2 separate regions of the Mus musculus genome follow, and region 1 is linked to region 2. The links are chromatin loops, found by intact Hi-C in ENCODE. Cell type or tissue: gastrocnemius. All regions are shown on one strand. Links, peaks and the distances in the headings refer to the core of each region. The heading gives the core; the rest is flanking DNA.

Region 1 (12,321 bases), core at 3,183-8,182, 380 kb after region 2:
GTCTCTTCACAAGCTGCAAGCTGAGTCACCTCAGCCAGGTCTCTTCACAGAGCATTCCCTGATTTGAAGTATGTCTCACTCTGCATGGTGGCACCTGTCTGTAATGTGAAATAATTAATATAATAACATAATATAACATAATATAATATAATATAATCCCAGTTCTAGAGAAGCTGTGGCAGAAGGATCAGGTTTACCAGCCTGGGTTATATAACAAGTTCCAGGCCAGCTTAGGCCTTGTAGCAAAGCACTATCCAAAACAAAGCAAAAATGTATCCCCACCAGCAGCAAAAGGGTTACTTCCAGCAGCTATTCCTCAAATACACAGTGGCCCTGAAGCTAAAGGAAAGACCCAGGGCTGTCCTAAATATGAATCATCTCTTCCTAGTCGGGTCAGGGACGCTTCTGCCAGAGACAGAGCCAAGAGTACTGCTCTGGGAGTCCCCACTGTCATGGTAACACATGTTACTATAGATCGAGACACATGTCGGAAATCATCACCTTCCTGAATGTTCTATTCCACATTCTGCAGGGCTGGGCCCGGGAGGCCAGACCTAACTGCTGCTCTAGAGGGCCTGGCACATGTGTTCCATCTCCAGGAGACAGCAATATATTCCTGACTCAAAGAATTGGTATGCTGGCACCAAGATCCCAGAGCTGCCACGCTATGTTCCCTGAGCGTTCTTAGCCTGAGGGAGAAGGGCAGGGAGACAAAGCTGGGGCTGAGGAAACACAGGTGTTGAGGGATAAAAGTGAGAAGCCGGTCACACATTAGGCAGGAAGACCCTGCCAGGCAGTGGACATGGGTTGAGGAAGAGTCTGGTCTGCCCTTTCAAAAAGGAGGCCGCACCAACACTGGACCAAAGCCTCGTAGAATGAAGCCACCCAGGACCTACGAGGAAAAAAGAATAAGGGAAATACACAGTATCTTCTACCCACCTCGGGCCTCCAATTCCCCCATGCTCGCCTCCAGCCCCGCCCCCCAGCTCCAAGGGACAATTTGGGAAGGTAGAATTGAGCTGCGGGTCACTGGCCTGTCATTTGGCCTGCTCAGGGAATTCCCGTTAAATTTGTTGGGTCCAAAACACTAACCTAGGTTAGATTCAGCCAGAAGACAGAATCAGGGAGGGAGAAACAGCCATATGCCCGCAAGGCTGCCCCTGATGTGATGGGTGTGCAACCCCGCAGCAGCAGAGCTTTGCGGGGGTGGGGGTGGGGGGGTTATTTTCCCCTCTTTGCTTCTTTGCTGGTTCGCTTGCTTTCCTATCAAGCCCCAAAGCCCTAGAAAACCGGGTGCAAATTATTTTCTGAGATTACATTTTTTGAGAAGGCTCCTGTTTAAAACCATCTCTCTGTAAACATTAGCTTGTATTCATTTGCTAGAGGTGTGTATGACCCACGATTTCCCCAAAGCGAAGCTCATCTTTTATTAAATGTCATACTGCACGGGTGTTGGAGACATCTGTGACACGGGTGGCTTGGTTCAGCAGGAACTGGCTTCTGAGTTATAAGCCCTCTGTGCCTCAAGTTGGTACAGAGACTGACCCTTTAGAAGAAAGGTGGCAGTGGGGAAGCTGGGCTCCACCAGAAACGGCAAACAAAAGAGATGGTCCTGGGACGTAGGATCCCGGTAGGAGTATCGTTAATACTCCCTCCCTTAGCCGGGCAGTGGTGGCGCAAGCCTTTAATCCCAGCACTTGGGAGGCAGAGGCAGGTGGATTTCTGAGTTCAAGGCCAACCTGGTCTACAAAGTGAGTTCCAGGACAGCCATAGCTATACAGAGAAACCCAACAGGAGCAGTGTAAACACAGTGGGCAGGGAGGCCACCGGGTAGGACTTCACAGCCTTCGGGGCAACTTTGAGAATGACCTTGACCTTGGTAAGATCGTAGCTCCAATCTAAAGTTTGTAGATGTATAAGAGTGTGAAAGGCCGAAGACATTTACCAGCTCAAATAACTAGTAGGACATCCTGTTTGGGAGGAAGGGCTGAAGTGAGGACATCTACGAATATAGCTGTCCATGACAGCTTATCGTCATTGCCAAGGAAAGAGGATCTGGAATCGAAACTGAAACTCATGCTGAGTGTGTCCTGCTGCTAAAAGAAAGGAGAAAGTGAGCTGAGCGCATGCGAGCGCGCATGTGTACACACACACACACACACACACGCACACACGCACACACGCACACACGCACGCACGCACGCACGCACATATGTTCATCTCCCTCTGCTTCCTGACTGCAGGTGCAACCCGACCAGTTACCCCAACCCCAGCTACCAGGTCTTCACTGCCATGATAAGACTGTGCTCTCAAACTGTGAGCCAAAAGAAACCCCTCCTTCTTTCAATAGATTGCTTCCTGTCAGGTATTCGGTTACTGCAACGAGGGAAGTAGCCAACCGAGCGTCCCACCCTTGCTGGAGAGCAGACACCCTCACCTGTGTCACCATTCACTCACTTCCCAGTGATTCACTCTTTGGCAAGCAGGTGATGTGTGAGTACACAGGGACGCCTCCTCTCCAGCAGAGTCATTGTCCATTCATTACCTTCCCCATCTGTCCTGGAAATGCTGTGGGGGAACTCCAGTGACGAAACGCAGGCGCCCTGTCCTCCCGGTGCCCCTCCCGCCCTCAGTGACAGCTGAGGCTCTGGATGTCAGTGATCTTGGTCCTCACATCAGCCCTGCACTGACTGAAAGGTGAGGTAGGAGTGAGCTGTACACAAGACGTGGAAACCACCAGGCCACCGGGTGTGGGTAGGAGGTCAGGAGGGAGACCAGAGAACTGGAGGCATAGAGCGCAGGTGAAGTCCACAAGGAGCAAGGATGGAGCTGCGCCCGGGGCTGGGAACATTTCCAGGAAAGCCAGATAACCAGGGCAAAGGGGCTCGGCCTCAGAAAGAGAAGAGGCAGGCAGGCAGGCATGTCAGCTTCTAGGAAAAGCAGAAACACCAGCAATTATTTAAAAAGCCAATGTTTAGTGGGGACCTGTGAATTAGCTATCTGATAAAGATGGAGAGGGGGGGTACCCTTAGAAAGGCTAATGGGAAAGAAATGTGGACAGGAGAGTTCCAGATGGCCACAGCTACACTGTGAGGGGCATGGTAAGCCATGTTAGTTTATGTCCCTGAGAGCAGTCCTCTGCTAGACCACCGGCTCCAGCCCATGTCTCCTAGGAATCACACAGTGAGTAGCAAGTAACATAGCTCAGGAAGGGATGGCTGGACGGGTGCTCCTTTGCTGACAGGTTCCAAAACCGCAGCGCCTGTTAATTGTGGTCCTCTGTTTCCCGTTTGAGAACCTGAACTTGCACTTGCTGGTCAAACTGACCAACTCCCTGAGCGTCCTCACTCAGCACCGTCAGCCCCTTGTCTGAGGGGAGTGAGGGGAAGGATCAAAGAGGAATCCTGGGGGCTGCACCCGTTGTCAAGGGCTGGAGTCATCTCTCCATGAAAGTCTAAGTAAGCAACAACACAAGGTGAGGCTCACCTTATTCCTTCCACTACAAAGAGTAATTCTGTCCTGGGTAATTCCTTGAGTAAGAAAATGGCCCTTTGTACATGCAGAAGATGTTAGGGACTGTGGTCTATGTGGCTAAAGGAGACAGAGATCTGGGTTGTCCCTGGCTCCTGCGTCTTTTGAGCAAATGCTTGTTCCAGACATCTTTCAGGATGTCTGCATAGCAAGAACAGGAGTCCAAGAGGCAGGCACACACATCATTCCAGCAGCCTGGGCTTCCTAAACCCTGTAGGGCAAGTTGGCATGTGTAAGCTACAGGAGGCAGTGTTGCACATTCCGTGGGACAGGATGCATCCGTGTGTGCCCACATGTACAGCCAGCCTCCTTAGGACCTGGAAACAAAAGCAGCCAGCGCGGATACTCTCAGGCTCATCTGGCTTGCTGGTCCTGTAGGGTAGGAATCCGGTCTCTGACTCAGGAGTGTCCCATCTTCTGCCAGCATCCAGGAAGCCTGCAAGTAGGCTAACACCTGTTTGCAGTTCCTGACTCAGCCTATGTACTCTTAACATGCCAGCATTCTTTGGTCATTCCTAACGGATACACTTGAGCAATTGCTTCTTGCAACATAGTAACTGTTTTCAATGGACCCAAACAATTTTAAAAAGTCTTTTGCTAAGGCTTGAATAGAAGATATCCTCCCTGTTGACTATCTAAGACTGTTGAAGTCCTGGTGCCCGGCTGGTGGGTACTACACGGAGAGAGTGGGAATGTTAGGTGATGGTCTAGCTGGAAGCAGGTCACTTCGGGCATGTCCTTGAGGGCGGCATTGTTTCAGACCCTTCTCTGTCTCCCTCTGCTTCCTGGCCACGGAGACTGAGCCTTGCTCTTTGAAACCATCAGTCTCCATCAACCCTTAAAGCTGCTATGTCAGCAGCAGCAACAGCAAAACCTAGCACAGCCTCTGCATTTACATTCCCAACAGGTGCCTGCGAACTTGGCAGAGGCCTACAAAGACAGCACTGAGGGCGTCAAGGACACAAAACAAACAAACAAACAACAAAGCTGAGAGCAGCTGAAATTACCTGGGAGAGAGTTTTGTATAAACAATATAAAGAATCCTCTTTATTTGAGCTTTCCATGATTGCACAGATCTAAGTAAACAAGGATATTCAGGTTCGGGATTGGTTTCCTAAGCGATGATCTCAACCTCCACGTGGAACTGATTTCCCAAGGGACAGAAATGGTCTTTGATCTTTCTGAACCACTTGTCTTCAAACTCTTTGGAGGACGCAACCACCATGGCAGTCAGGGCTCCGGGGCCCACACACTTCACCTCCGAATGAAGCTCCTCTTTTATCTTTTCTGGGACAATGTCTTCCCCCATAGCCTGTATCAGCACGAGGAGAGGAAAAAACAAAGCATTATCCCAGTCACAGAGGCAGAAAACAGAGATCATTTACCAGCTGAACGGCCTTTCACACTGAAGCCCTGAGGGAGGCGCTGCACCACAGGAGGGGCCCTGGTCCCAGTGTCAGGGATGCCACCCGCCTTGTTTCCGTTCTCATTCTCCGAGAATCCTGAGTCCTAAGATGGCAGCTGTTCCGCCTGGGCTCCGGGGAGCACTGAATCAACCTTTCTGTGCCAAAGACTGTTCTGAGTCTGACAGTGTAGCTGTGGGCTCCTCCCTCCAGGTGAGAGGCTGGGGCTGAAAGGTAGGGGCAGAGCTCAGACAGGTATGATGTGAGACACGAATCCATATTGCCCAGGTTCCCCCAAGGAAGTTGAAGACAGTGAAGATCCAAGCAACAGGTTGCTATGTCAACCTCTTTCAGACCTGAAAAAAACACCAACCCTACACAGCCAAGGGTCTCTCAGGGCCATAGCACATCCCCCTAGAGGCACAATACTGCCCCCTCCTGGTCATAGTTGCAACTGCAGTCACACAGACTCAATCCCAGGATCGATGAGACAATTCAAACTTAAGTTCCAAGAAGCCTTTCTGTAAGCTCAGTAAGTGGTCCTTTGGTAATGAGTAGCAGCAGCGAGGAGAAGGAGGTCCTAACAAGCTTTCAAAGCGTGAGAACTTACACATCAGCCAGCAAGAATGCTGGACAAGGCACTCAAGACACTAATTTATGGCTCCTCCTACATCTAATGTGGCCATGAAAACTACAAGTACAACCAAAGAATGGCTCTTCACAGACTACAGGCTTAGTGTGTGTGCACACATGTGTGGTGTGTGCTTGTGTGTGGCATATGCACCCTTGCTTGTGTATACCAAATCCAAAGGAGGAATTCTTGAGTCACCCTCTGCCTGATTTCCTTGAGATGGTTTCTTGCTGAGCCTTAAACTGGCTGTTCAGTTAGGCTGGCCAGCCAGCAAGCGCACAGGACCCACCTTCTCTGTCCCAGTGCTAGGGTTCCAGGTATCTGCAACCATGCCTGGCTTCTATGTGGAGGCTGGGGATTAGAACTCAGGTCCTGGGGCTTGTGCTTGCAGCTAAGAGCTTTTCCCACCGAGCCACCTCCACAGCCCCACATCACACAGTCACCAAGATGCTGCGCTTCTTATTAAACCTTACTAATTCATCAGCTCTGGGGGCTTCACTGCTGCACTCAGTGTCTCTAAAGTCGTGACCTGATATGTCACATGTCAACAGCGTGACGTCTTCTTTCAGCAGCATCATAATGACATGACTCACAAAGGCTGGCTTCTCGGGTTTTTACTTATTTAGAGGCATCTATGTCATTCTGGCTGGCTTCAAACTCACTATGTAGACCAGGTTGGTCTTGAACTCACAGAGATCCACCTGCCTCTGCCTATCACGTGCTGATAGTAAAGGTATATGAAAGCAAGCCTAGTCTAAAACACTAGAAGTCATTATCTTAAAGGCAGTTCCTTGGGAAGCTGAGCTTCCACTCTGAGGCCGGCCAGGGCAAAACAGTGAGAAGCGGTGGCCGAGGGATTGTCAGACAGTAAAACACCCGCCTTATGTGCCTGAGGACTGCTTTTGATCCTGGGAACCCGTGAAAAAGCATGCATGGAGGTAAGCCCCTGCAATCCCTGTGAAAACAGATGGGAGGCAGAGACAGGTGGGTCCCTGGAAGCTCCTGAGCAGGGCCTACACAGCAAACGCAAAGTCAACGGGGGACCTGGCCTCTCCCTCACCTCCACACACGTGCATTTACCCACACATTGAAAGGGGGTGTTGGGGATCCCTGAACATGGGACACATGTAAAGTATCACGGGAGGAGAACACCACGGTCCATACACTGGATTAGCAATGGAGCTCACTGACACGGCACACATCTGATTTTAGCATGCACAAACCTAAGATTAAATATTGAATTGCAATGTTGAATATTGAATTGAATTGCAATCTACAGCTCTAACTTCTCTGGAGGCCACAGAGGTCATTGTACTGGGAGCAGAAGAGCTGAAGCACACAGTCTCCCACTGCTATCCTCAGCCGTGATCTTCACAGAAAGCCAGCGACAGAAAGGGCTGGCAGAGGCTTAAAAATGGCATCTGCACCTCTCTGTAGACATCAAGGTGACAGGGTGGATGGAGCGAGAGGACACTTCTCATGGCTGGCCTATGCTGCCTCTGGCCCTAACCTCAGGCAGCTGCATCCTCTCTAGGCCTCCTCCAGCCCTACCTGTCTTCCCCATCACTGCTGTTAGGAGAGGAGGAGGGAAGCTACATAAAGTCCTGCTCAACTGCGGACACTCACCCATTAGTGTCAAGTCCAGCACCATGGCTAGCTCGGTGGAATACTGATTGCCTAGCATGTACAGGTCCTGGGCTCAAATCTCCAGCGAAAGACTTATTACCCAGTGAATTCCACATTGAAACAATGTGGAAATATGGTGGGCATGTTACTTAGGATGCTCATGTGGGCAGGCATGAGAATCAGAAAGCAGGGATACAGCAAGTGAATGACGGAGGACCACTCTGGTGACTTGGAAACCCAGAGGCACACAGTGGAGGGGGACAGAGGTCCTTCACAATGAGATGAGATCTGGTTTTGTTATGGGAACAGCACAAAATCACAGTGACGCTCGCTGCCCTCTACAACCCCGAGGGGAACCGTACCTCCTCCATCAACAGCAAAGTATCTTCCCTAAAGTTGAAGTCCTTCACTTTCCCTGCAATTTCCTGCTGAGTCCTCAAGTTCTTCTCCAACGCGAATGATGTTTGCTGAGACTGGGCGAGCTGAAGCAGGAGCCTGAGGAAAGAGAAAGTCTCAGTGGGAGAGGCTTTGCTATAGGGACCTGAGCCACAGGGCAGCAGGGAGCAGGAGCTCAGCCAGAGCTGGGCACTAAGCTGCCAGAAGTCCTGCTGGCCTCACTAGCATCATCCCTGAGTGCCTACAGCTTCCATTCTGAACAGCTGCCTTCCTGAGAAAGGACCAGGTCAGAGGGCTGACACAGCTATCAGGTAGCTGAAAGCAAAAATAATTCACTCACTGAGAAGCAGCTCAAAGCCAGCCCAGACACATAGTCTGTTCCTGGGATGCTGACATCTGCTGTCTCCACAGAGCCTGGACCTCAAGGTGTGCTTAGCTTTGCTGGCAGATATGAGTACCAAAACAGGGTCAAACCTCAAACGGCCAGTTCACAACCGCCTTACTATGAATGTCCCCAGTGATCCTAGCCTGGTGTCTCCACTCACTCTTCTGTTCTTCTGAGTTCAGCCCCCTCTCCCTAATGAGGGGCTCTGGCTGGGCGTTCCAAGGGCATCACGTTCTCAGTACATCAAGCTGCAGTCATTCATCTCTTTATCCTGCATCTGCCCTGCCCATCCACTGGCATGATCCACCTCAGCGAACAGCGCCAATCCGCCCCTGCACCCAGGGCACCCAGTCTCCTCCTCCTTTTTCTTCTTCCTCCTCCTCCTCCACCTCCTCCTTCTCTTCTTCCTTCTCCTCTGTTCCTCTCTCTTCCTCATCTCTTTTCTTCCTCTTCCTCCTCTTCCTCTTTCCTCCTCCTCCTCCCCCTTCTCTTCTTCTTCCTCCTCCTCCTCTTCATCCCCTTCCATACCTTAGCTGGTCACCAATCCCATCTATCCACACTGCAATGACGCCATGCTCTACTTTTACTAGTACTGCACTATCGCAGGGCGGATCCCACCTGGTGATCATCGCCTCTCCACTCGTCTCTCCAACAGCTCCAAATGGCCTCTTCTAGCCCACCTTCCCTCTCTGGATCACAGCTCAGATCACACTCCAACTCAAAGTTTATGACTATTCTCTGGGCCTTCAAGAGAAGGATGGAATCTTTAAGATAACACCTAAGCCAGGGTGGCAGCACATGGCTGTATTCCCTGCACTGGGAAGGCTAAAGACAGAGCACGAAAGTTCCAGGCCAGCCTTGGCTACACAGTGAGCACTGCCTCAAAACCAACCCACAAGGAGAAATGGTAGAGTCTCAAGCTAATAAAAAGCCAGACACGATGGAAGTGCTCTTACTGGCATTTACCAATTGCTTGTCACAGACCATGCAGCTTCAGTGGGTTGAGGTGACTTTACCTCCACAACCGCAGGCTGTAGACATTTCCCCCATTCCTCCATCCAGCAAGGGGAGGAACCTGGAGCTCAGAGTCCATAACTGTGCAAGGCCAGACAGCTGGCCATCAGAGCATTCCAGACTCATGCGCTCCACATCAGCCATTACTCAGAGTCCATTAGAGTCAGAGCTGGCTCAGACCCCGTGATCCCCTTGCCTGGGACTGCGGCTCACAGCTCCCTTGGGCTTCTCCCACATTGCTACTCCTGCCACCTGTGGTGCTCTGCATGAGACTGGCTCACACAGGGAGGCATTATCTCCAAGGATTGGGACCTGTGGCCTTGTTGGAGTAGGTGTGACCACTCTTTAGGAACTGTAGGAAGTATGTCACTGGGAGTGAGTGGGCTTCGAGGTTTCAGAAGTCCAAGCCAGGCCCAGTGTCTCTCTTCCTGCTGCCTGCCTAAACTAGAATTCTCAGCTACCTCTCCAGCACCATGTCTGCCTGCACACTGCCATGTTGCCTGCCATGATGATAATGGACTAAACCTCTGAAACTGTAATCCAGCCCCAATTAAATGTTTGCCTTTATAAGAGTTGCTGTGGTCATGATGTCTTTTCACAGCAATAAAAACCCTACCTAAGACACCACCAGAAGATGTGACTGCTCCTAGGCCTTTTAGCCAAGCTTTCTCTATATATATCACCAAGCACAAGAGCACACCTTCCTCACCTGACGAACAGTACATGGGTGAGCAAGACAACACAAAGAACTGCGGACTGCACAGACATAGGACTTTGGGGCCATAAGCTGATCTCAGCGTGCAGCCCCAAATCACAAGGGACAATACGAAGGAGTGTGGACAAAGCACCCAGTACCTGGTGGCCCGCTGCTAAGCACTCATCCCTGGGACATTCAGTGGGAGCACAGCCCCAGAAAGGCTGGTTCTTCCTTCGGTTGGTCTCCATGGCGCTCTGCTCACACTAGGACATAGCCCTCAGCAGCTGTGTGCCAGTCCCTGCCTACATGTATATTTTCTTCAGCACAGTGACTGCTGCAAGGAACGAGTCTCGTTTTTGCTTTTTTTTTTTAAATCATCTTTATGATCCTTGCACCAAGCAAGTGCCTGGCATATGTGAATAAAAGGAAGTCAGTAGGCATGGTGGCACACACCTTTGATTCCAGGCCTCAGGAGGTAGAGGTAGGTGGATCTTTATGAGCCAGGGGCTAGCCTGGTCTACATAGTGATCATGAAACTCCTGCCTCAGGTTCCCAAGTGCTGAGATTCTGGGCCTCTACCAGGCATTATGAAGTGTTTTAATATTCGTTCCTGTCCTGTTGTGGTTTGGTGTTCATTTCCCAGATGGCTGAGTTTTCTCATATTAACAGGACATTAGAAATCCTCGTGTCCATTTCTTAATCACTGTAAACAGAACAGTGAGAAACATGGATGCACAAGTATCTCTGTGGCACGCTGGCCTCAGACATGACTGCTTCAGGCAAGTGCCCACGAGTGCCCAGCTGGGGCATACAGCAGTTTTATTTTTGTTTTTTGTTTTGGAGTATGTTTGTTTGTTTGTTTGTTTGAGACAGGGTTTCTCTACATAGCCCTGGCTGTCTTGAAACTCTGTAGACCAGGCTGGCCTCAAACTCACAGAGTCTATCTGCTTCTGCCTCTCAAGTGCTGGGATTGAAGGAGTACACACCAGGCCCCAACTTGGGCCTTTCTGAACCCACTCTGATATATGTTTGGCTGCACTCGTCTAAATTCTCACCAGCCACGTACAGGATTCCTCCATCCCTACCTACCACGTATGCTAATTTTACATTTTTATTTAAAGAACTCTTTCCTCACTTAAAAAAACGAACAGAAAAGCAGCAGCCTTTCTGCAGGCTCCTGTGTGCTGCTGCCATGTGTTCCCCAGCTTACCTGGCGCGGAGCAGAGAGGCGCATGCTTTCCTCCGAGCCTCCATCTGTGCCTCTTCCCTCCGCCTTGCCAGGGAAGGCATATTCTCCTGAGCACTACCACTCGCTTCCACGGAGAGCAGTGCATTCTCAGGCAAGGTCGTGGGCAAAGACAAAAGAGAGCCTGTTCCCGAGTGTACAGAGGAGGGACCGACGGCCTTGTCACTTGAGGCAGAACTCTTCTGTCCCTGCGGTGACACGCCTGCTGGCAGGCCGGGCCCTGGACTCAGGTATGCCTCTGCCAGCTTACACCAGCTCCACGGGTTGAGCGGGTGCAAAGCAATCAGCTTGTGCAGGCAGAGGATCGTGTGCTCCCGGCTCTGCAGGCTGGAAAAGACGGCCAGGTGGAGGTGGAGCACCACGGTCAGATGGTCTGTGTTGGTGGCTTTGCTTTCCTGAGGAGAGAAAGCAAAAAAACCTTAACTAGAAAATGTTTTCATATAAAATGGGAACACCCAAAGGCCCAGGTTGTATGTATTATAAACCTGAGGCATCTGTAAGTACTGCATGGGTCAAGAGAACTTAATCTCCTCCTCAGATTTCCTGTGAGTTGTCCTCCGCATGAAAGCTATGGCTGGCACACATGTGCACACATGTGCACAGGAGTTTCCTTCTGAGCAGAAAACCCTTTCGATGTCACTCTGAGAGCCATTATCTCTGGCCTAACCTGCCATATGGGTTAGGGAAATAGCCTGTGGATTAGGGAAAGGGTTCACTTTTTCCAAGTTAGTCTACAGAGAGCAGATGGCAGAATGAAATGACCTTCAATCTATATGAAATAGAAGGAAAGCCCAGCCTGCCCCAGGCACAATCCTGCACAGAACTGAACTGAGTGTCGAAGGCCGAACTACCCAGACTCAGCCCAGTCACTGGTGGTAGTGGACGCCTGCTGGGTTCCCGGAACATTCCTATACCAAGTGGGAAAGCATGAGATAAAGTCCCACGTAACTTACTTGGTGATTCCATTCCTACCCGAACACTGAGCACACCTGGCTTGACCCTTTCCATTGCTTAAGGCTTAGCCTTCCAGAAAGTCCACTTAAGGTCTACAGGATCCCTGGATTCGATTCTGAATACAGCACAGCGCCATGTCCGCCACAGGCATGGCTGTGTAGCAATGAACTCTCTAAAGTCAGGCCGTGCCTTTGGGAGGTGGCTCCGTGGGTAAAGATGCTTGCTGCCAAGCCCGAGGACCCGAGTTCCATCCCTGGAGCCCATGTGATGGCAGGAGAAACTGACTCCTACCAACTGTCTGCTGACTGTCACCTCTTCCAGCCACACCGCTCTGCTCTATGTATCCCACCCCTCTACGCAAATAAACAACATGTTAAAACGTTGTTTTAATTCTGCCTTTTATTTCTAATAAGATCTCGTTTGGATTGTCCCTAGGAG
Region 2 (12,321 bases), core at 3,165-8,164:
GTGCCAGCAACCTCTGCACTGTCCCTGCTCTAGGGGAAAGTCTCACATCCACAGTCAGCGAATGCTGTATTCCCAACCGGCCCTGAGCTGAGACTGGAAGCATCAGGCCAATCAGTTCCCGTCTGAGAGCCTCTCAGTGTGGTTAATCTTCCCCATCTTTGCCTGGTCTCCCAGCTATAGTCACTTGGGAGAATAAGCTAACGTCACAGCAAGCAGGCAAGCCTGATTTAGGCAACTGGTTTCTCTATTCTGAGCCTATTTGGCTCTCTAAGCCAGAAGCCCATATGGTTGGAGAGAGATCCTGCTGTTAACAGCCTCCTCTGGGACCCAAAGACAGGAGAAACCCTATCCATTTCTACTCTTCCGTGTTTGCTCCATGCGACTGAATTTTATTTAAGCACCGAATTTGGACGGGAAAATGGAATCTCAGTCGCTGCTTTCTGGGTTTATGTTTTCAGCATCATTACCAGGACCAATAAATTAGAGCAGTCTTCAAACAGAATAAGTCAAGACCCAAACCTCCAAGGCACGCTGCTTCCCAAGCCCAAAAAACATCTTCTCCTGAGTGTTAGAAAACTGTAGAGTTGAAAGGGGCCCCAGAGACACTTCTTAGAGAGGAAAGAGAAACCAAAGCCAAAACCAGGGCAGGGGCTTAGCTGATCTCATGACACAGAGGCATTGACCTCACATACTTAGGTCACAAAGCTGGCATCAAAGAAAGACCGGTGGAGCGGGTCTTTATTTGACAAAGTGTAGCCAGCACCCAGGGTCTAAGATGGGTGTTTCTAGGTTCTTGGCCTCTTATCCAAAGAAAGGAAAGTAAGAGCTAGACCAGATTAGCAAAAGTAGCAAGAAAACTTTATCCAGAGGCAAGCGATACACAGATTAGGAATACGCCGTTGAAATTAGCAGCCGGCTACTGTTTGAAGCTTCCCTTTATGGAGCTCAGGAGGAGGGGTTTGCTTACTAACAGGCATAGATAGTAAGGTGATCCTCTGTTTTGATTGAAAGGCTAGGGGTTTTTGTGTCCTTTCCCATAACGCATCTGATTTTAATCATATGCCCACACACTTGTGCATAGGCGTTCCATGGTAAAACGATGCTTCTCCCGAAGAGTACACAACTGAGGTCCCAGTTGTGCCTTACTCTACATGAATCCAAAATCGATTCAGCCAAAACTGGCCTTTCTAGTCTTCAAAACCGGATACATTGAGAAAATATTTTAACAGAAACTCAGTTTGATCGTTGTTAGGAGAGGAGAAATGTACCCTTTTGTTTGGAAGAGTACACCTGCAGCCCTGTGCAGATGCAAGTCAGGGGTTGTTAGAGGCATTGCTTGGAGAGGGATGTATGCACACTACATGCAGGGAATAAGCATAATGAGAAGGAAGGTGTGCATAATCCAAAACCAGATGGAGTCCCAGGAATATGTCACTGTTCCCTTTGCTTGCCTGCTTCTGAAGGTTGCCCTCTTATCCCTGGGACAGAGTCAGCTCTGAGGAACATGGTGGATGTAAAACCTGCAGGCTCAGCCTTGACTCTGAAGGAGAAAGCTCCTTAGAGTTTATCAGCCTGTCTTCCTTAGTTGACTGATAGAGGGTCTTCACATCAACACAACTGCATGGGTTCAGTTTACACTGTCTTCAGAAAGGCAGGAAAGTTAGAGCTTAACAAATCTTCTGGTTCCACTTGAACAGCAAAACCCAAGGAATTCATTGGCAACTGTAGTCTTCACTAAAAAGAACAATCCTAGAGACCTAGCTTTCAGAATTCAAAAGCCTGAACCTGAAGAAGCACATTGATCAGAAAGGAGTCTGAAAGATGTTCCACAAACACTCTTAGTGTTCTATTGCAATAAGAAGACACCATGACCACAGCAACTATTATAAAGGAAAACATTTAAGTGGGGCTGGCTTATAGTTTATAGGTTTAATTCATTATCATCATAGCAGGAAGCATGGCAGCATGCAGCTGGTATGGTGCTGGCAAGGTAGCTACGAGTTCCACATCTTGATGCACAGGCAGCAAGAAGAAAATTGAGCCAGTAGGCCTGGCTTGACCATAGAGACCCCAAAGCCCGCCCCCAAGTGACCAACACTTCATCCAATGAAGCCCTACCTACTTAACAAAGTTACAAACCCTAATAGTACCACTTCCTATGAGTCTGTGGTGGCCACTTTCATTCAAACTACCACGCTGACCAAGGTCCCCGTGACGTCAGCCATGTGGCATTCCTTTTTCTAAGTGCCCCTGTATCTTACTCCTCACAACTCAGTGACATGAATTTGATTGTTTTCTTTCCTGTTGCACCTAAGTAGCTAAGGGCTAATGAAGAAACAAACCAGTCACATAGCCAGTAAGTGTCAAGGTAGGATTCAGCACAGCCACCAGCCTCCCAATGCTGCGTTTCTTGACTGTTGACATCACCCCTTGCTCAAAGGCCAAGTATTGGATCATTTCTGCTCCTGAGAATAAGAGGCAGTTGAGCCCAGCTCTATTTCCCTCAGATGGGTGTATCTGGCACACACAAAGTTACCAACAGGCTAATAGTGAGGAAGGAGTCTAATTGCAGGGATGCGTGGAGCCTTCCAGGAAGGGCAGACCTCAAAGCTCAGCTCTCAGAAATCAGGAAACATTGAGAACTTTGCTGGGGGACAGAGATCTCAACAAGAGTTCTAGAGACCCTAAACATCTCCATGGGAGTTCATACTTCCTTTCTCAGGTCTGTAGAGTGAGAGGGTAGAGAATGCCTTCAACTACTTTCTTGGAGGCTATTAACAAAAAATAGACTGACTTGAGTCCTCCTTCACAGTTTTGGAACCCAGCAGATAGAAGTACTAGGGATAATTTATCGCACTTTGCCTATGTGAACCTGCCTGATTTTCTCTGTGCCTCAGTTTCTCTACAAATAAGAATCCACACACCTGCTTTGTGTTTGTGCAGGAATTAAAGTGAATGACTAGCCAAATGAGCTTATACTGATTGCCGAGTACTAGATCAACAAATGATAGCCCAGTTTGTCCAGGATGCAAAAGGAGACTTAGGTCCTCTTCTAGTTATTGTTCTTCTTTACCTACAGGACTTTCATTTCATTCAGAGATGAAACCACCCAGATAAAGAAGGTCGCCTTCCCAGGATCCTTTGCAGCTTGGTGGACGTAGTTCAGTTCTGGAAAATAAGATATAAGAACAAGATTGTGGGGGTAGAGGTGGGGCTACAAGAAATGTGTTGCTTCCCTAAAATCATGGAGAATTATCTCAGTCAGCATTTTCCTTTGATCCTGCCCTTTGCCTACATCTTCTTTCTGTCTGAAGGCATAGCCACTATCTTCTCCCTGTAAGGACCAGCACGCAGGAATAGAAGGCATAGCCACTATCTTCTCCCTGTAAGGACCAGCACACAGGAATAGAAGGCATAGCCACTATCTTCTCCCTGTAAGGACCAGCATACAGGAATAGAAGGCATAGCCACTATCTTCTCCCTGTAAGGACCAGCACACAGGAATAGAAGCCAGCTCTGGATCCCAAGCGCCATTCTCTAGTCACTGACACTAACTTATATTTTCTACCTCCCATCAGAAATCAGTTTCTATTGGGTTTCCCACTATTTGCAGCTCAGCACACTCCTGGCAGTTACTAAGCCCATTTGATATATTTGAAATAAAATGTTAGAACTGCTAGGACATTTCTCCAAGATCATATCATGATTGGCAAAATCCCTAAGCCTTCTGAATAATTGAGTCTTAAATTTCTAACCCGAATGCTCTCCTAACAGATTGCATGAATTCGCTCCCTTCTAGAAATTTCAGTAACCAGGTTTATACTTGAAAATAATGGACTTGACTTTACCTTTAAAGGAGCCCTTTCAGAGCAGGGATAAGCCCCACGAGAGGCTCCAGGGAGGAGTTGTTGCCTTATATCTGTACCCCTCCACGGACACAGCACATCTGTGGCATCCAGAAAACATCATGCTGTGGAATCACAAGTACAGCTGTTGCCCGGGTGCCAAACCTAAACAAGATCTTCAATTCAACAGAAGATGCATTGGAACCAATACTAAATATTTTATAGCTTGAGCATTTGGGAAGTCAGGACAAAATAGCACTGTCTTTCACTTATAATTTTTGCATGGCCAAATTATCTGGACTTTCACTCTCCTTTGCAAGACTAAGGAAACTATTTTTTTTAATATTTTTATTACATATTTTCCTCAATTACATTTCCAATGCTATCCCAAAAGTCCCCCATACCCTCCCCCCCACTTCCCTACCCACCCATTCCCATTTTTTTGGCCCTGGTGTTCCCCTGTACTGGGGCATATACAGTTTGCGTGTCCAATGGGCCTCTCTTTCCAGTGATGGCCGACTAGGCCATCTTTTGATACATATGCAGCTAGAGTCAAGAGCTCCGGGGTACTGGTTAGTTCATAATGTTGTTCCACCTATAGGGTTGCAGATCCCTTTAGCTTCTTGGGTACTTTCTCTAGCTCCTCCATTGAGGGCCCTGTGATCCATCCAATAGCTGACTGTGAGCATCCACTTCTGTGTTTGCTAGGCCCCGGCATAGTCTCACAAGAGATAGCTACATCTGGGTCCTTTCGATAAAATCTTGCTAGTGTATGCAATGGTGTCAGCGTTTGGAAGCTGATTATGGGGTGGATCCCTGGATATGGCAGTCTCTAGATGGTCCATCCTTTCGTCTCAGATGTAGTGCTAAGCACATCACACATATTTTCTCAATTCCTTACAATAACCCTGCTTGTTCAATGTCATTGTTCCTAGATTTATAGATGAGATTCAAAGCAAAGACTTTAAAGTAACATATTGGTATTATAATGTTTGTGATAGTTTACAGCTGTGCACTGCTTAATGCCAGACAGGCACTTGACACTCATTAAGAAGCAGGGTTTATTTTTCTTTAGAGATTTACTTATTTTTACGTACATTAATGTTTTGCCTGCATGAGTATCTGTGTGAGGGTGCTGTATCCCCTAGCACTGGAGTTATAGACAGTTATAAACTGCCATGTGGGGCTGGGAATTACCTGGGCCCTTTGGAAGAGCAGCTAGTACTATGTGTGATGTGCTTAGCACTACATCTGATACAGTCAGAACATTGACAAATACTTATTATTTACGTGCTGGGTCAAATCTTAATATACACATTTAGCTGCCTCCTCTTTGCCAGCCCAAGTATAAATCCACTCCACCCGCAGTAGTCCTACATCCAACCTTCAGGGTTTTCTTATCTTGAGGATCACGCTTGGCTCCAAACCTTCAGCCTCGTGGGCGCATCACCACCTGGGACAGCTGTGGTGGATGGAGGCTTCAAGAACATCTGGCAGATGGAAATTGGCCCATAAACTCCTCTCTCTTCAACCCCTTAACCACAAGGGGGCAACCTCGCTGCCTAACCCTACAGAAAGCTGGACTTTACTGACTGTGTGGCCTCCTTCCTTTAGAGGTTCCGCTCCCACATTTTTGGAGCTTACGGAATTTGGAAGGCTGCCACCAACACCCCCATTGACCCAGTCCATATCCCCACTCTTATCGTTCACCTGTTTTTATGTCACCTGCCCAGCCCCCAGCTGAGCAGCCCCACCCCCAGCCGCCTTGAGCAAACACCCATAGCAACAATTTCCCCCAGCTCAGGGCATCCTCTCTACCTACGTGAGTGGTTTCATAATTCAAGCCTGCCCATCAGTGGACAGATTTAGCCCACTGCCTGCTGAGTCTGGAAATACTAAATATTAAAATATCCCAGACACTCGCCCTTCTGACGCCCCAGTGCTCTCAGATTCACATGCAGTTGGTTGCACAGACAATCCCAGGATGCCCATCAATTTGTCCATTAAGTGGGTTTTGAGTACCTGCGTAGGTGGATTCCTAGAACAAGGAAAGACGTTGAATGCGTGACCTTGGGGAAGTTCTAGTCTTCTGGCTTCGAGACCCGGTCTTTTCTTCTGCATTCCATGGCTGCTTCAACATTGCAGACTTTTTTGTGATGTTATTTGCAATTGCAAGTGGATTCCTAGAACAAGGAAAGACGTTGAATGCGTGACCTTGGGGAAGTTCTAGTCTTCTGGCTTCGAGACCCGGTCTTTTCTTCTGCATTCCATGGCTGCTTCAACATTGCAGACTTTTTTGTGATGTTATTTGCAATTGGGTGGGGGGTGTGAATGGTAGTTGGAGGACTTTATTGACCAAAATACAAAAAGTAATAATATTTCCCATATAGGGCAGCAATATAGATGTTCCCAGGAATTGAAACCTGCCTTCGGAAAGGGAGAGGAAGCCGAGGGGAACTTGATCATGTGTTCTGTGTATGCTCTGCGTGTGTGTGTGTGTGTGTGTGTGTGTGTGTGAGAGAGAGAGAGAGAGAGAGAGAGAGAGAGAGAGAGAGATCCCTTTACCAACAGTCTAGCTGATTTCTCTCATATACATCAAAAATAACCATGTGTTTCTCACCTTTGTAGTTGAAGAATTATGGGTTTTTGGCTTTTCTGTCTTTTAACTTCAAATCAAAGACCATTTGGACACTGGAAGTTTAATAAATTCCAGTACTGACCAATTTTAAAGTGAGTTTTGGGTTTCTGAGAAAGGGGGTACTTCTCAAAGGATTCAAAACAAAGGCAGGGCTCCTTGAAAGTCTGCTTAGCCCCAAAAGCAGGCTTGCCGCTAGAAGAACTTAGCAGAGGCGTGCGTTTCCTCTGTGTGTGGTTTAATGAGAATTAAAGATAGTGTCCAGCATCGCCTATGTGTGTGGTCTTTAATATGGGAACTGACTGGGAGGCATGTGTCATGGAGTCCAAGTCTCTACAGAAAAAAGATGGTATCCTTTCATCACCTTCGAGAAGAAAGCAGCAAGTCAGATCTGAGTACCCGGGATAGAGAAAAGCTGGGCCAGGCACTGGGGATTCCATTTTCAATCTGCTGTCCACTCTGGGCCTTGGTCTTCAATCCCTCATTTTCCTCAGCCATGAAATAAGGATGACTCCCACATCAGGGGATTCACACAGGCATCTGTCCACCATGGGTATAAATCCTTAAGGCCTTATTTAGATTTCACTGTGGCTTGAGCAAGAAACTCTTCACTTAAGAGTGTTAGTCAGAGACGATGCATACATTACTCATTAGATTAGCAAGCAGCTACACTGAGCAGGATGACAAATTTCAAGCTAAAGTGCTTCACATATCTCCCCTCCCTGAGGAGGCCACCATGATGTCTGAGTTTCAGAGTGACCCAGCCTGATGCTGCCATCTGCAGTGCCACAAATGAGTCATTTAATGCATATATATATATATATATATATATATATATATATATATATATATATTCCTAACAATGAGACCAGAGACCAAACTAAATCTCTGCAGCCTCAGTTAAGATGCTGGCAGACCTGAATTGTTGTGGATACTCTGGGAGGTGGGGAGAAAATGGGACCTGTTTTCTTTTCTCTTCCACTTCCAGAAGTCCTGACATTCCTAGGTTCCCTTTTCCACCACCACCACCACCCCACCCCCACAGCCAGCAGGAGGAGTCTTTCTTTCTCATGGTGACCTCTCTCATTCTTTTTTCCAGCCTTCCAAATCTCATAGGAATTTTAAAAATTATCTTAGGGCCACGAGGATAATCCAGAACAATAACTAGTTCATGTCAATAGATTGACAAACCTAACCCCAAAGATAAATTTAATTCTCCTTCACCATGTCATGTAACAGCATATCCATAAAGTCTGGAGACTAGAGAACTTTTGGGTGACAGAGATAGGGAGACCAAAGTGATGGAGATAAGTTGTCCCCTCCCCATTTGTAATGCCTGCTGGACATCCCTGTGTGGTCTAGATAACACTAACCTGTGAAGGGAGTTTGGAGCCTGCCACCATTGATATTCCCTGCAAGGAACCTTAGACAGTAATAGACTCTTTCCATCAGCTCCACAGTCCATGAAATAGAAGTGACCCCTGCTGATGGCCACTGTAACGACTCTGCTGGTATAGATGACTCAGAGAAGGCTTCCTGCACATCAGCCAGTGTAGACCACCATGATACCTACCCCTCAGGAACTCACACTCCAGTGGTCATCACTTGGACAACAGTCATTATTGCTTTCCTTTCCAAACACTTCAGATTTGCTTATAAATCATAGCTTTTCTGTGTTTTGTGTTTCTGTCTTCTTTGAGGATAGTTTTGTGTTTATAAGTGATTTTACACATTATAGAGTAGATTCTTAGATTACTTTCTTCCCATATGTTCAATGTTCAAGCACTTTCCCATGGAGTTAGGCATATTTCAGAACTATTCTTATTAATGGTGACACAACTTTCCATCCAGCAGATGATACAAAATCATTCCCAGGTTCATTGGATGACTTTGATTTTTGTATTTGCTGTTTGGTCCTTTGGGGGGGGGGTAGGTATTTGTTTCTGTTTGTGCCGGAACAGAACAGGCTGCCATGATTATCTTCGCCCATTTACATTCTTGTCAAGTCTTTCTGTAGAACAGTTTCGCATGAATAGATTTCCACTTGACTCGCACAATAGTGAAGCAAACGGAACAGGATTTGATTCCATTCTATCAATGAAGACACTGAGACATGGAAAAGTAAAACTGTTTTTTCCCACAGACACAAGTAGGCTGGAGATAGGTCTCATCTGAAATCCCCACATCTTCTGGATGTTATAACAAGGGCCTTTCCACAGGCACTGCCACTGAAACAGAAGTTACTAGATGTCTTTGTAGATCTCCACTTGCTTCCTCTCCCCCATACTCCCACCCTCTCACTGCAATCCTGACTTACACGCTCAAGACCACCTGCCCTACAGCCCCACCCACTTTTAAAAGCTCAGGAGATCATGGCATGATACCGAGAAATACTTGAAACCATACACCAAAAATGAGGCTTCAAGAAAAGGTACAGCAGAGCAAAGGCCAGCCTACTCCTGCTGCCGGATCTCAGGCCCTGCGTCCTGAGTCTACGAAAGGCAGGAGAGTGTATGCTCTTTTCCATGGGTAAAGGACTTTAGTTGAAATTCCGAAAGTGCATCCTGACTCCCGCTGCCGCCGCCGCCCCTGGCCTCCCAGGGGGCTGTGCACAAATCATTGCGTCTCCTCAAACACAGCATGCTGACCCGTCCTTTGCAGGTGACAACAGCAATAGCATCTATAGAGCTGAAAAGATGAGATGAGCTAATCTCATGACAGTCACAATGCCTGGTTTGTCCTGAGGGGTAAGAAACTAACTAGTACTAGTTATTGTCAACTCACGCTGCCAATGTCCTAAGGTTAGGTTGCCACAAGAAATTAGCCAGAAACCTCGTGGCTGACAACAGAAATGTATTCTCTCAGAGTCTGCGGCCAGAAGCTTGAAGTCAAGTTATGGACCAAGCTTTGCTCTTTGTAGGAGAATTATCCAGTACAGGGTAATTCATCTCTTCTTCCAGCTTCCGGAGGGTGCTGGCATTCCTTGGCTTGTAGCAGCATGACTCCAGTCCCCGCCCACCCATCCAGGCTCCACACACCCCTCGGCATACCTATATTGCCTGTCAGCTAACACCAGACCCTTCTTAGGAAACTGCCTAGAGGTGCGGCTTATAAATGTATACATTCAGTCAGCTCTCCCTTCCATTCTCAGTGTCCCGTCAAACAGTACCTGGCACAAGCGCATTTTAATACTCTTGGTCACTGAACCCCTGCCTCTGCCTGGGTCCAGCCTTCACTACTTGGAATCTTGTAGAATCCAAGACTGTTTTCTTCTGCTTCTCTTTTCTTCCAAACGTGACTTTATGTTAAACAATTGCGAAGCTATACCAAGACAGTTTGTCCCATTATCTAAGAAGCCACAAGTGTCCCTAAATATCTCCATACTGTCTGTCTCCAAAGGGATGTTGGCCAGGGTTCGAAGTGAATTAAATGGGTTTGGGAATCAGCATTGCCCCCAAGGCGGAAGACTCTCAAACCAAACCTTCACTTGACTTTAAACAGTGCTCACAAGGTCAGGTGAGCAGAAACCCCACAGCAGATGGCAGCAAGTTTATCAGTGGCCTCCTGCATCAGGACCAGGTCAAAAGGGAAGAGAAAGACAAGAACCTCATGGTAGGAAAATTGACACTAACAATCAGAAGTGTTAAAGACTGGGGATTGGATACGGGGATCTATATAACGGGATGCTTATTTTTGAAAGACATTGGATAACATTTCCAGTGATCTCTCTGTGGATTACCACGACTTAGAAAGGTGTAAAGAAAACCGATGAGCCAAAGACAAGGACCAGTCAGTCAAGTGCTTGCCTTCCAAACATGAGGATCTGAGTTCATACCCAGAAGCTAAGGACCAAAAAGTGACAGTACACACTTGTCATCCCAGCACTGACTGGCTAGCCAGCCTAGCCTACTGTGCGCACCTCCACAGACACACATGTCCACACACTGACACACATGTGCACACACAGAACGTGTGAGAGGACTCTGAAGCAATAATCTCACATATCCCCCTTTTTAACTGTTTTATTGGACAGTCCTTTTCTCACCCATTTAAAACAGGAAGCTAAGCTGAAGAAACAGTTTTGAGTGCCTGCATGGAAGACTGAGCTAACAAGGTGTTTCTGGAAGTTTCACAGTGATCAAGGCTCTGCACTGTTCTCTCTGTCCAGTAATAGGCCATGGTCACATAGAAAAAATGTCTCTCAGCTCTTAAATGATTCAGAAAATGAATATTTGACATGGAAAGCTGTTGGTCATAGATTATGTAGGAACAAATCAAGACGGGTGAGAAGGGAGTGAACTGTAACACTTCTCTATTTTCCATATATGTAGACATATAATGATATTATTCTCTAGGATCTAGGAGGTGTTCATGGTCTTTATTTGACTCTAGTTTATTTACCGTTTGAACACTTCTAACATAAGTAAGAATGCAGAGATTATCCAAGACGCCTGTAAGAGCTGTGAATTCCTCACACTACCCAGAAAGCAGTTGGGCTCCTGTTTTACCTTGGGGGCAATTCCTGAACAAGTTTCAGGAGGAGATTGGAATGACAAACAAAAATACAAAGGAAGACTCGGGATCTACAAGCCTCTGCCTGTGTAGAGGAAACTGAGGAATTGGGCAGAGATGAGGGTCCACACTTGATCCCATGGTGCATCACGCAGCTCTGGCCAAAGTCCCCATGGTTTTTTCTTTAACACTTCTCCATCACTTGATGGAGGTGATTTCAAGAGCTGATGTGACAGATAACTGGGACCAGAGCCAGGCACCCTATAGGGTACCAATGAAGAGAAGGCACATCAAATGCTAGAAGCAGTTTGGGATGAGAAGTGTACCCCAATGTCTCCCATGAGCTAGCTCCATGACACTTCACAATAATAGCACAAGGCCATATGATTACTCCATTTTACAGAAGAGAAAACCAACTTGGCACAACACCAGGTAACCAGTGCTCGGGCCCCATGCAACCCCTGAGCTGCTTGCCTCCAAAGACACTTGCCCCTGTTGAGGACATCATGTGCACAGGTGTTCTACCGTGTTAGGGATGCGGGACTAACATCGGCTCACTACATAGTCACTGGCCACACTTACATTTAAGCAAGGCATCAGGAAACCTGCTATGTTTGCTGACTGCAGCATGAGAGCCACACCTCTCAGGAAGAATCCATTTAGAAATTACATTTGTATGGGGAATGCTGAATCATGTTGCTGCAAGCCCTCTGCTTGGCAAGACGTGACATCCCCCTTGATCCTGACAAGAAGGCGGCAAGGAAAGGGGAACAGGAGTTTTAAGTCAACGGAAGAAAGAAAGAAAGAAAGAAAGAAAGAAAGAAAGAAAGAAAGAAAGAAAGAAAGAAAGAAAGGAAGGAAGGAAGGAAGGAAGGAAGGAAGGAAGGAAGGAAGGAAGGAAGGAAGAAAGAAAGAAAGAAAGAAAGAAAGAAAGAAAGAAAGAAAGAAAGAAAGAAAGAAAGAAAGAAAGCTCCTTTGCCCACTGAGCTATCTCACTGACTCCCGTGACAAAGGGTTTTAGTTCTGATTTTCAGAGAGAAGCTGGGTGACCTTGGTCTAGACAGTCCCTTCTTATGGTCTTAGCTGCCTGTTGTGTCACAAGAAGAGGTCAACCTGTAGCCACCCCCTAGTTGTTTTTCACATCTGTAATTTACAGAATATATTACCAGATGCTGAGAGATGTTAGAACCAGACACTGAAAAGGGTTAGAGACTGGATAACAACATTCTGTGGGCATTATGTGCAGGCACTTTAGTGACATTAATAACGCAATCTATCAGGCCTCCTTGTGCTGGGCCTCATGCTGAATTCCTTATATATGACAGGTCA

The links. A loop is a pair of places that touch in the nucleus more often than their neighbours do. Peaks named below come from ENCODE experiments on the same cell type or tissue, not always from the same donor. Only the 100,000 strongest peaks of a DNase experiment are listed, where the experiment ranks them.
Region 1: a loop joins it to region 2, with 2.6 times the contacts of the local background. A loop is called at or near these places in 9 of 42 quality-filtered maps.

Annotation. Positions count from the first base shown.
Region 1 is chr15:58,017,721-58,030,041 of GRCm38, forward strand. It overlaps 9130401M01Rik (RIKEN cDNA 9130401M01 gene), which reads right to left. Exons shown (of 6, transcript NM_029418.4): 4 at 10,894-11,324; 5 at 7,554-7,686; 6 at 4,550-4,843. The coding sequence ends at 4,646. Among named protein-coding and RNA genes, the nearest start is that of 9130401M01Rik, 10 kb to the right of the region's middle. In gastrocnemius, for the core only: a CTCF peak has its summit at 5,370 (motif pointing left); DNase peaks (open chromatin) are centred at 5,081, 5,359 and 7,832.
Region 2 is chr15:57,639,105-57,651,425 of GRCm38, forward strand. The region is part of intron 1 of Gm35682 (a long non-coding RNA gene); the gene reads right to left. Among named protein-coding and RNA genes, the nearest start is that of Gm35682, 15 kb to the right of the region's middle. In gastrocnemius, for the core only: a CTCF peak has its summit at 5,395 (motif pointing right); DNase peaks (open chromatin) are centred at 5,442 and 5,467; H3K4me3 peaks cover 271 bases; H3K27ac peaks cover 666 bases.